Regions from separate parts of the Homo sapiens genome. Here region 1 is linked to region 2. Evidence: read pairs that join two places in POLR2A ChIA-PET (ENCODE). Cell type or tissue: PC-3. All regions are shown on one strand.

What was found. ChIA-PET counts read pairs that join two places held together with the same protein. Peaks named below come from ENCODE experiments on the same cell type or tissue, not always from the same donor. Only the 100,000 strongest peaks of a DNase experiment are listed, where the experiment ranks them.
Region 1: POLR2A ChIA-PET joins it to region 2 with 5 read pairs; 2 of 35 experiments call an interaction of 5 or more read pairs at or near these places.

The regions. Positions count from the first base shown.
Region 1 is chr1:21,543,880-21,548,879 of GRCh38, forward strand. The region is part of intron 1 of ALPL (alkaline phosphatase, biomineralization associated); the gene reads left to right. Among named protein-coding and RNA genes, the nearest start is that of ALPL, 37 kb to the left of the region's middle. In PC-3, no CTCF peak of the experiment used is centred here; no DNase peak of the experiment used is centred here.
Region 2 is chr1:21,250,211-21,255,210 of GRCh38, forward strand. All of the region lies in intron 8 of ECE1 (endothelin converting enzyme 1), which reads right to left. Among named protein-coding and RNA genes, the nearest start is that of ECE1, 38 kb to the right of the region's middle. In PC-3, no CTCF peak of the experiment used is centred here; DNase peaks (open chromatin) are centred at 1,871 and 2,141; H3K27ac peaks cover 4,595 bases.

The DNA of each region.
Region 1 (5,000 bases), 290 kb after region 2:
TATTAGGCTGCTTGGTAGAGCCTTGGAGGGTGTCCTTGGAGCAGGCCTGGGAGCTGGGTGGGCTTGGATGGGGAAGGCCCCCGGCTGAGCTGAGGTGGAGAGAGCTTGGCACAGGGGTGTCCCTGGGTAGGTCCCACATGGAGGCCTGTGCAGGGCCTGGCCCAGTACCTGCCATCGATGTGACCTCTTCACCATGGCCAAGTGGACCTCCATTTTCTCACCTGTAAAGGGGGACAGCTCTGTCTCACTCTCAGGGTTGTTAATGAGGACACAGCAGGTCAGGTGTGTCACAGTCAGCACCTGGTGCACCGTAGTTCTTGAATGGGAAACCAATGTTAGACGCCAAAGGAAACAGTTTCGGAGGTGCAGGGACTGACCCAGCAACACACACCTGGGAAGTGGTGGAGCTTGGGCTTGGATCAGATTTGCTGGCTGTGTGACAGCTCACCCAGTGACTTCATTGCTAGGCCTTGGTTTCAAAATGTGGTGACTGAGAGTGGTGCTAAGGCCCTAAGTTTGGGTCACACTCTCACCTAAGTGAGAACCTGACCAAAAAGGGGGAATTTTAAAACAAAATTATGAGCTGGGCGTGGTAGCTCACACCTGTAATCCTAGCACTTTGGGAGGCCGAGGCATGTGGATTGCCTGAGCTCAGGAGTTCAAGAATAGCCTGGGCAACATGGTGAAACCCCGTCTCTACTAAAAAATACAAAAAAATCAGCTGGGCATGGTGGCATGCGCCTGTAGTCCCAGCTACTCAGGAGGCTGAGGCACGAGAATTGCTTGAACCTGGAAGGCGGAGGTTGCAGTGAGCTAAGACCGTGCCACTGCATGCCAGCCTGGGCGACAAAGTGAAACTGTCTCAAAACAAAAACAAAATTATGAGAGGCTGTTGTTTTGGACTAAATGCATACACTAGGCCCCAAGAGACCAGACGAAACCTAAATAGAGTCACTTGTGCTAAATGTGATATCATCAAACTAAAACTTTAAAAAGAACACATAAATGCTAAAACCAGGTTTTGTTTTGTTTTTTTTTCTTGTAAACAGGACATTCCAACATTAAAAAAAATACCCTCTAACCCTTAAAAAAAATAACCTAAAGTCTTTATTCCCACCTTACAAAACCCACTGTCCTACTGTTTCCCAGTGGGTTTCGAGACCAAATAAGTACATTTACAATGGTGATAGTGACATCAGTGACTCGTTTTGGTCAATGTCTCAAAATTTAAAAAATAACTAAAAGAAGGGAATTATTAAATCAAATCTAGCCTAATGCTGCCTTCTTACATATTTTAAGTTCAGCCTAGCAGTTTCTCTACATTGTAAACTATAAGAAATAGAGGTGTAAACAGACTATAGCCTACACTTGTGCCAATCACCAAGTTTTGGGGGTTTTTTTGTTTTTGTTTTTGTTTTTGTTTTTTTTTAAGACAGAGTCTCACTCTGTCGCCCAGGCTGGAGTACAGCATTGTAATCTCAGCTCACTACAACCTCCGCCACCCGGGTTCAAGCGATTCTCCTGCCTCAGCCACCCAAGTAGCTAGGATTACAGGCGCCTGCCACCATGCCCAGCTAATTTTTGTATTTTTAGTAGAGACAGGGTTTCATCATGTTGGCCAGGCCGGTCTCGAACTCCTGACCTCAGGTGATCCACCCTCCTCAGCCTCCCAAAGTGCTGGGATTACAGGAGTGAGCCACCATGCCCAGCCACCAATTACCAAGTTTTAGCCAATCAAATGTCGCCAACTGTTCAAACCGTGTTCAAATGACAAGTGCTAAGCTGTAACCAATCTGACTGCACCTCACTTTCCTTTTCTGTTCATAAATCTTCTTCTACTAAGTGGCTGCGCTGGTTCCTACTCCGGCTCAGGAGGCTGCCTAATTTGCAGATCGTTCATTGCTCAATTAAACTCTTTTAAATTTATTTTTTTATATTTTATTTTATTTTATTTTGAGACAGAGTCTCGCTCTGTTGCCAGGCTGGAGTACAGTGGCACGATCTCAGCTCACTGCAACCTCTAACTCTCTAGTTCAAGCGATTATCCTGCCTCAGCCTCCCGAGTAGCTGGGATTATAGGCACACACCACCATGCCCAGCTAATTTTTGTATTTTTAGTAGACACGGGGTTTCATCATGTTGGCCAGGATGGTCTCGATTTCCTGACCTCGTGATCCACCCACCTCAGCCTCCCAAAGTGCTGGGATTGCAGGCAATTCTTTTAAATTTAATTCAGCTGAAGTTTTTCTTTTATCAATAGGGCTAATAATCCCCACCCTGCCAGTATCACTAGGATGTTGTGAGGATCTGACGCAATTTGAGTTACGGGAATGTTGAGAAAGAAAAGGGCGTAATGGAGTAACGAGATTAGTTTTCCTGTTATGGTGAGGTCAGTGGCCTTTCTGGGGTCAAGAAGAGGGGACTTTCCTTGGCACCAAGAGGGTAAAAGTGTCTCCTCCTGACCTTGGGTATTTTGGACCATGGGATCTGAGGTGTACCAGGAGACAGGAAGTGTGATCAGAAAAGGCCTGGTCTAATGGTGCACAGCTGTGCATATCCAAGTGGCTTGACCTCTCTGGGCCGTTTCTGAATCTGTGAGATGGGAATCATAACCACTCTCCTGACTTCACAGGATGTTTTAGGAGAGATTGGATCTGGGTTGGGGAGACAATTTTGGAAGCAGAAAAGGCCCCTCCGTGCTGGCAACAGCTCGTCCACCTCCAGCCTGTGTGTGCTGCCTCCTGGGTGACTGCTGGCTTTAGGCCAGCGCCTGGCAGGGCTTCACTAAAGCCTCCGTAGGCTGCTGCTATCTCAGTTCTGAGGTACGGGCCGTGGAGACCCCCAGATTTGGGCTTAAATCCCAACTCCACCATTGCACCTCTGAGCCTCTGTTTCTCTGCAAATGGGGATACTAGTCCCTAGCCCAGATGGGGCCTGGTACACAGTTGGTGCTCAATAAGAGCAGTTCGTCTTCTTCTGAGCATGGGTGCATCCCTCTGGCTGGGGTAAGCACCAACTCAGATTTCTAGGCCCATAGATGGGCTGGAACAGCTGCTGCTGTTAGGGGAAAACCTACTGTGTTACTAGCCAAGGGGTTCCCTTCCATGTTTTTGCCCCACAGGGCACCTGGCACAATGTCTAGCATACAGTAGGTGCTTTGTCCACACTGGCTGGTCAGTTACCTCCAAGCTGACAGAAACTCTGTCCCGTTCCCGACTGTTTCCATAGAACCTAGCACAGAGATACTCAGCAGGTGCTCTGTAGGTGTTTGGGAGTGAGGAATGAATGAACAAAGTTGAATGAACAAGCATCGGGCCCTCCCCCGGGGCTCAAATGGGAGAGAGGAGCTTCGTAGCCTGCTCCCCCTCCCACCCCAGCACCCCGTTTCATCCCTTCTGACTAATCCACAAAGATTAACCCAGGGATAAAGCGGGTCACGGCCACTGACCCAGGGCTTTGGAGCTAGTGTGACCGAGTGTGTGCAGGGCGTGGTGGCTGCTCCCAGGGGCCCTCTTTGCCCCAAGATGGCCCTCCTGTCCCCCATCCTGGATGTGGTCCTCACGGTGGCCCTCAGCCTCCTCCTCCTGGGGCTGATCCTGGGCCTCCTTTGTTTCTTCACTTGCCGCCTGGCCAGGCCGCTCAGGTAGGGGAACTCAGCTGGCCTGACTCCCCCTGCATCCCGCCAAATTCCCTGCCCTAAGCTCGTTCAGCTTCCATTTGTTCTCGTGAGATGGAGCAAGCGGGGCACTCATTTCTCTTACTCTTCATGGTGGGGAAACCAAGGCCCGGAGAGGTTGAGCCCTGGCGTCAGCCTGGGCTTAAATGGCGCATAGTCGAAGACTAGCCAAACCCTCTGTTGGGTTTCCTAAGCTACAAAACGGGGGCTCTTCATCCATATTGTGAGATCAGGGATGTAAACAGCATGGGGCTGAGTGGAACATGAGGGCCTAAGAAATGGTAGTGACACGTTTGTCCCATTCTTCTATCATTTGCCCCAGATCTTCTGAGACCCAGCCCAAGGCTGGCTTTTTGCCCCACTCCAGGATGCTCCCGGGCCCTCTGCCTGGGTTGCTGAATCAGTCCTCAGAGCTAAGGCCTGCCTGGCTCCTCAGCCCCCTGCACTGAACTGCCAAGTAGCTGCTCCTCTGGCGCCACAGCCTAGCCGGGGCTTCTGCACTGGCCATGCGTAATCAGGCTACGGAGGAGCCGGGAGCCTGGCAGAGAAGGGAGGGAGGGGGTGGCGATGGGGCTGACACACACCCGGAGGCCCCATTTTAAGCTGGCAGACATTGGCAGAGGGTGGTGGGCAGCCGGGGCCCCCACAGCCCCAAACTGGGCCCCTCCGCTTCCAGGGCTGCCACAGAGCAGCCAGGAGCCTCTGCGAGGGGGAGGGGTCCTAGGGGTGGGGCCAGCAGGGAGGCTCTGGGTTCTGAAGGCTTTCCCAGGTCCCCACCCTCTCCTTGTCCTGAGCGGAGGCTATGGGAGAAGGCACCTGCCTCCAGGCCAAGCCTATCTCAATGCCTATCCCTGGGGCCAAAATTCAGAGCATCCCAGCCTGAACTGGTGGCACTTATGGAACTGCTACCATGTGCAAGGGCTCGGGATGCAGAGATGGGTAAGATGTTGGTCTTTACGTTCACAGAGCTTCAGGCTAGCAGGGAGGAGAGACAGACCAATAACCGGAAGAATAATCATGTGGGGCTGGATGAGCCTTTCAGTGCTCCCGGGTCACTACACTTTTATTTTTCTTTATTCGCTCACCTGTTTTGGACCCTCAGTGCAGAGAGAGTGGGATACGTTATCTCACTTAGCACATGACATACCCAAATAAGCTCTCAGTTCTTGTTTTGTTTATTCATTTTTTCCTTTGTCCCTGCTCCCTGCCTCCCCACTGCCATTCCCACAGCTCACCGAAGTCCCTATGCTAATGTACTTAATATGGCCTTGGAGTTGTAAGTGTCCTTGTACGTTACACAGCATTCTGTCCGTGGGGGTGGTTT
Region 2 (5,000 bases):
ATAAGTAGAATCAGGCAGTATTTGTCCTTTTGTGATTGGCTTATTTCGCTTAGCACAGTATCCTCAAGTAAAGTTGCATAACTTTTGTTCTGCTCTTGTTCTATTTTCCCCACACGTACTGCTATTTTTAGTGTGCGATTTTACAGAACACAAGGTTTTTTGGAATTATATATACTGCTACAGCAAAAATGCCTGTACATGTCGATCACTTAGATGGATATGTCTGGCATTTAGCAAGCAACTCATCAATATTGGCCATTACAATCTTTGTTCAAGGTCTCCCATGTATGTTCCTGGGCCTGTCCAATTCCAAATTCTCTTTTGTTTTCTTGAAAAAGGACAAAATGCAAGACAAAGGAGGTGAGAGAGGCTCCACATATGGCCTTCACATGGAAAAATCAATCAATAAAGTAAAATTGATCTGTAATGTAAGACCAGTCTATAGCCTGTTGGTATATACTGATGACACCCTCTGTGAGGGAGGTAGCCATAAACCCCCGCTTAACAGATGCTGAGGCCGGGCGCGGTGGCTCACGCCTGTAACCCCAGCACTTTGGGAGGCCGAGGCGGGCAGATCACGAGGTCAGGAAAGGGAGACCATCCTGACTAAGAGGGTGAAACCCCATCTCTACTAAAAATACAAAAAATTAGCCGGGCATTATGGTGGACGCCTGTAGTCCCAGCTACGCGGGAGGCTGAGGCAGGAGAATGGCATGAACCCGGGAGGCAGAGCTTGCAGTGAGCGGGGATCGCGCCACTGCACTCCAGCCTGGGCGACAGAGCGAGACTCAGTCTCAAAAAAAAAAAGAGATGCTGAATTTGCAGATGGGGTAAGGTGACTTTCCTGAGGTCACATAGTTAACTAGCCACTGTGGAGGTCTAAAACCCAGGTTCACTCATCTCTTTGGGTTTAAAAGGGCAACTCAGCTGCTGGGGAACAAGGACCTCAAAGGACAGGTGAATTTGTGAGGAGGGCAGGTCCTGAAGGCAGTGGCGTGCTGGTAAACAGTTAACAACTGCGCCGGGCACGGTGGCTCATGCCTGTAAATCCCAGCACTTTGGGAGGCCAAGACAGGAGAATCACCTGAGTCCAGGAGTTCAAGACCAGCCTGGCCAACATGATGAAACCCTATCTCTGCTAAAAGTATAAAAAAATTAGCCAGGCGTGGTGGTGCACGCCTGTAATCCCAGCTACTTGGGAGGCTGAGGCATGAGAATCACTTGAGCCTGGGAGGCGGAGGCTGCAGTGAGCCAAGATCATGCCACTGCACTCCAGCCTGGGCAACAGGGCGAAGCTCTGTCTCAAAACAAAAACAAAAACAAAACAGTTAACAACTGGCTCTCAGTTTCTGGGTAACTCTTCCCACCGTGGCTGATGGTAAAATACCTGCGGAGCTGGTAAGAGATGTGCGCAGCGGACTTGGGGGCCAGGGGGCTCCAGTGCATCCCTGCCAGCTAGGTGAGCTGGGAAGAGCCACTTGGGCTAAGAATGAGCTAAGAATGAGCAGACCTGGATCAGCATCCCCAGGAGGAACCAGCTCTGGGACCTCCAGCCTTTTTCCGTTCTTTCTCTAAAAAGGGGAAAACAGCCTCCCCTCCCAGAGCTGATAGATCTGTGCCTCTTATACCTGCTTGCCCAATAACCCTGAGTTTCTTTTCTCTTTACCTTGTCCTCTCTGCCCTCCTCCTGGTAGGAGGCCCTCAGGCAGGTAACCTCTGAGGCTAATCTTTAACATTTCTGTGACTACAAAAACTGGAGCTGTGCTTGTGAGATCCTCAAATAGGGTTCCACCATTAGAGCCACCTGACTGCATGACCTGTTGGCAAAGGCCTTGGGAAAATCGACAAGTTTACAAACTGTCAGTGTTTACACAGTGGACGAGAGCTCCATAAACTGCAGACAACTGGAACTCTCTGATCAAGGTACAGATATAAGACGGTGAGAAATCCCTGTGTACTCTTCAACACAACCCTGGCCCTTTAGGGAAAGCAGGTGTTCTGTGCAGGGAAGTTCCCATGACTGTCAGATAAGATGTGTTGAATACCAGGATTTTCACATTTTCCATCCTGGCTGCTTTAGTGAACTCCTATCTTAAACACATGTGCCTAGCTCCATCTCCATGGAGACGGCTGTTTTAACTGACTAGGACATTCCACTTGTGACTCACACCCTCTGGGGCACACCAGTGAGCTCCATTTTCCACACCTGCAGCCAAGGAGTACTGTGGGTCACAAACCAACCAATTCAAATAGGTTTGAAACTGGGAGAGAAGAGAAGAATGCTTCTGAGCTTCATCTCAGCTGGAGAAATGGGGTAGAAAATGGGGCTCAGGCCCAAACAGCCTTTGGCGTGAGGGTCCTAGAAAGGAAGGGGAAGGTCCTCAGGCCCCCAGAAGTAATGGAAGAGTGTCTGATTCACAGCTCTGAGTTCAGACTCTGCTGGGGACTAGCCTGGAAGCATTCTGTACCCCAGCAGGGCTAGCCTAGAACCACACTGTGAAACCTGGCGTGCTTTTCCCTAAGTTACCTGGAGTATGGGAAGAAAACCCCATTTCCAGACACCAGGGAACAAGACATTCTCTGTCCCAGAGTAGAATGAATCAAATTGATTTAGTGCTGGGTTCCTGGGTGACATCGCTAATAACAAAGGAATAGTAACAATAATGATGAATATAATATGTTATGCTTGTACTGGGTTGTGCAAATGAGTTTACTGAATGAACTCTCATCCTTTACCTCAACTTATTCTCCAACAACCCTGTGTGGCAGGCCAGGAAGAGATTCTTACTTAGAACACAGGCTTCAGGGGGCCAGGACTTCTTTATTATTTTATTTTATTTTATTTTATTTTATTTTATTTTTTTGAGACGGAGTCTCGCTCTGTCACCCAAGCTGGAGTGCAGTGGTGTGATCTTGGCTCAATGCAACCTCCGCCTCCTGGGTTCAAGTGATTCTCCTGCCTCAGCCTACCGAGTAGCTGGGACAACCGGCGCACACCACCACACCCGGCTAATTTTTGTATTTTTAGTAGAGACGGGGTTTTACCATATTGGTCAGGCTGGTCTTGAACTCCTGACCTCAGGTGATCCACCTGCCTCGGCCTCCCAAAGTGCTGGAATTACAGGCCTGAGCCACCATGCCCGGCCAGGACGTCTTTAAATGTCAGACATAATTTTAAAAATATGCATATATACCCATTTATTCTGGGAGATAGTCCATGGTTTTTGATCTGTTCTCAAAGGACTCTGTGACTTAAAGTTAAGAACCACAGGCCGGGCGCGGTGGCTCACGCCTGTAATCCCAACACTCTGGGAGGCCGAGGCGGGCAACTCACGAAGACAGGAGATCGAGACCATCCTGGCTAACACGGTGAAACCCGGTCTCTACTAAAAATACAAAAAAATTAGCCGGGCGTGGTGGCGGGTGCCTGTAGTCCCAGCTACTCGGGAGGCTGAGGTGGGAGAATGGCGTGAACCCAGGAGGTGGAGCTTGCAGAGAGCCGAGATGGCGCCACTGCACTCCAGCCTGGGCGAGAGCGCGAGACTCTGTCTCAAATTAAAAAAAAAAAAAGAACCACAGGCCAGGTGCGGTGGCTCATGCCTGTAATCCCAGCACTTTGGGACGCCGAGGCGGGTGGATTATGAGGTCAGGAGTTCGAGACCAGCCTGACCAACATGGTGAAACCCCGACTCTACTAAAAATACAAAAATTAGCCGGGCGTGGTGGTGCCTGCCTGTAATTCCAGCTACTCAGGAGGCTGAGGCAGGAGAATCGCTTGAACCTGGGAGGCAGAGGTTGCAGTAAGCTGAGATCATGCCACTGCACTCCATCCTGGGCGACAGAGCAAGACTTTGTCTCAAAAAAAAAAAAAAAAAAAAAAAAGAGGAACCACAGTCCCTTGTGAGGGCAAGGGCTATGTCTCATTTGTGTTCTGGCACACAGCTGGGGTGAGTGAACGAGCCAAGCCCATTTTACAAGGAAGGCAGCCAAATTCACATTAGAATTTAATCAGAAATATCTGTAAAAACTCGAGAGAATCCATATATTTCCTAAAGATCTTAATTGAACTTTGGGTACTTAGAACACAGAGGCTGTTTGGCCAGGCGTGGTGGCTCATGCTTATAATCCCAGCACTTAGAGCTCCAAGGGGCTTACAGTCCTCTGAATCTAAGCCCAGGGCTTGTGTACTACAAGCTGCTGAGTCTGCTAAACTCCCCCCACCTTGGCAGCTGTGCAGCTGGGAGGCAGGAAAAGCCTTTCTTCCTCTGCTTGGAAGAAGAGAGCAGAAGCAGTGGTGATAGGATGCCTGGGGGGAACCTGGTGGCCATGCTGGGCTGATGTGCTCAGGGCTCCTGTGCCTTCTCCGCTATTCCTGGCACAGACAGTTGGCATCATGGCCACGGTAGGGGGCTGAGGCACTGCGGGGGCCCCTCAGGCTGAGAAATCGGCTGGAACAAACCAAATTATAATGCACAAACAACATCACCCTCAGCCTCCTGGCCTCAGAGCAGGAAAAGAGTGCCAGATGGTATCTAACAGCAGCTGTTGATCTCCATCCTGGTCTGAGCAGCACCACTGAGCCTCAGGCCAGTTTCTCTGGGAGCTGAAGGGCAGCCAGCACCAGCAGGAGGCCAGGCTCCCCTGACCCTGATCGTGGGCCCTAGCACGGCCTGCATCTCCGCCTGGGACACCCAGTTGGCCTGGAAATGCTCATCTATCGTTAGACTCACCTTCCCTGACTTCTCCCCACCCCTGGCTCCCAGGGCCCGCTGCTTTTGCCCAAAGCACTCAGCAATGAGACAGGGTTGTTTCTAGCTGGTGTCCCCCACTAGCCAGGAAGCACATGAAGCGCAAGGTCCCAAGACGGACCCATATACACCTGTCAGCTGGAGGAGGGTAAAGGGCAGGGACCTAGTGTTCTTCCTGAAAGTAGAAGGAACGGACAACAGGTCAAATTCGGCTGGTCACAAGGTAAGGAAGGAGGGAGATGACACTCTGCG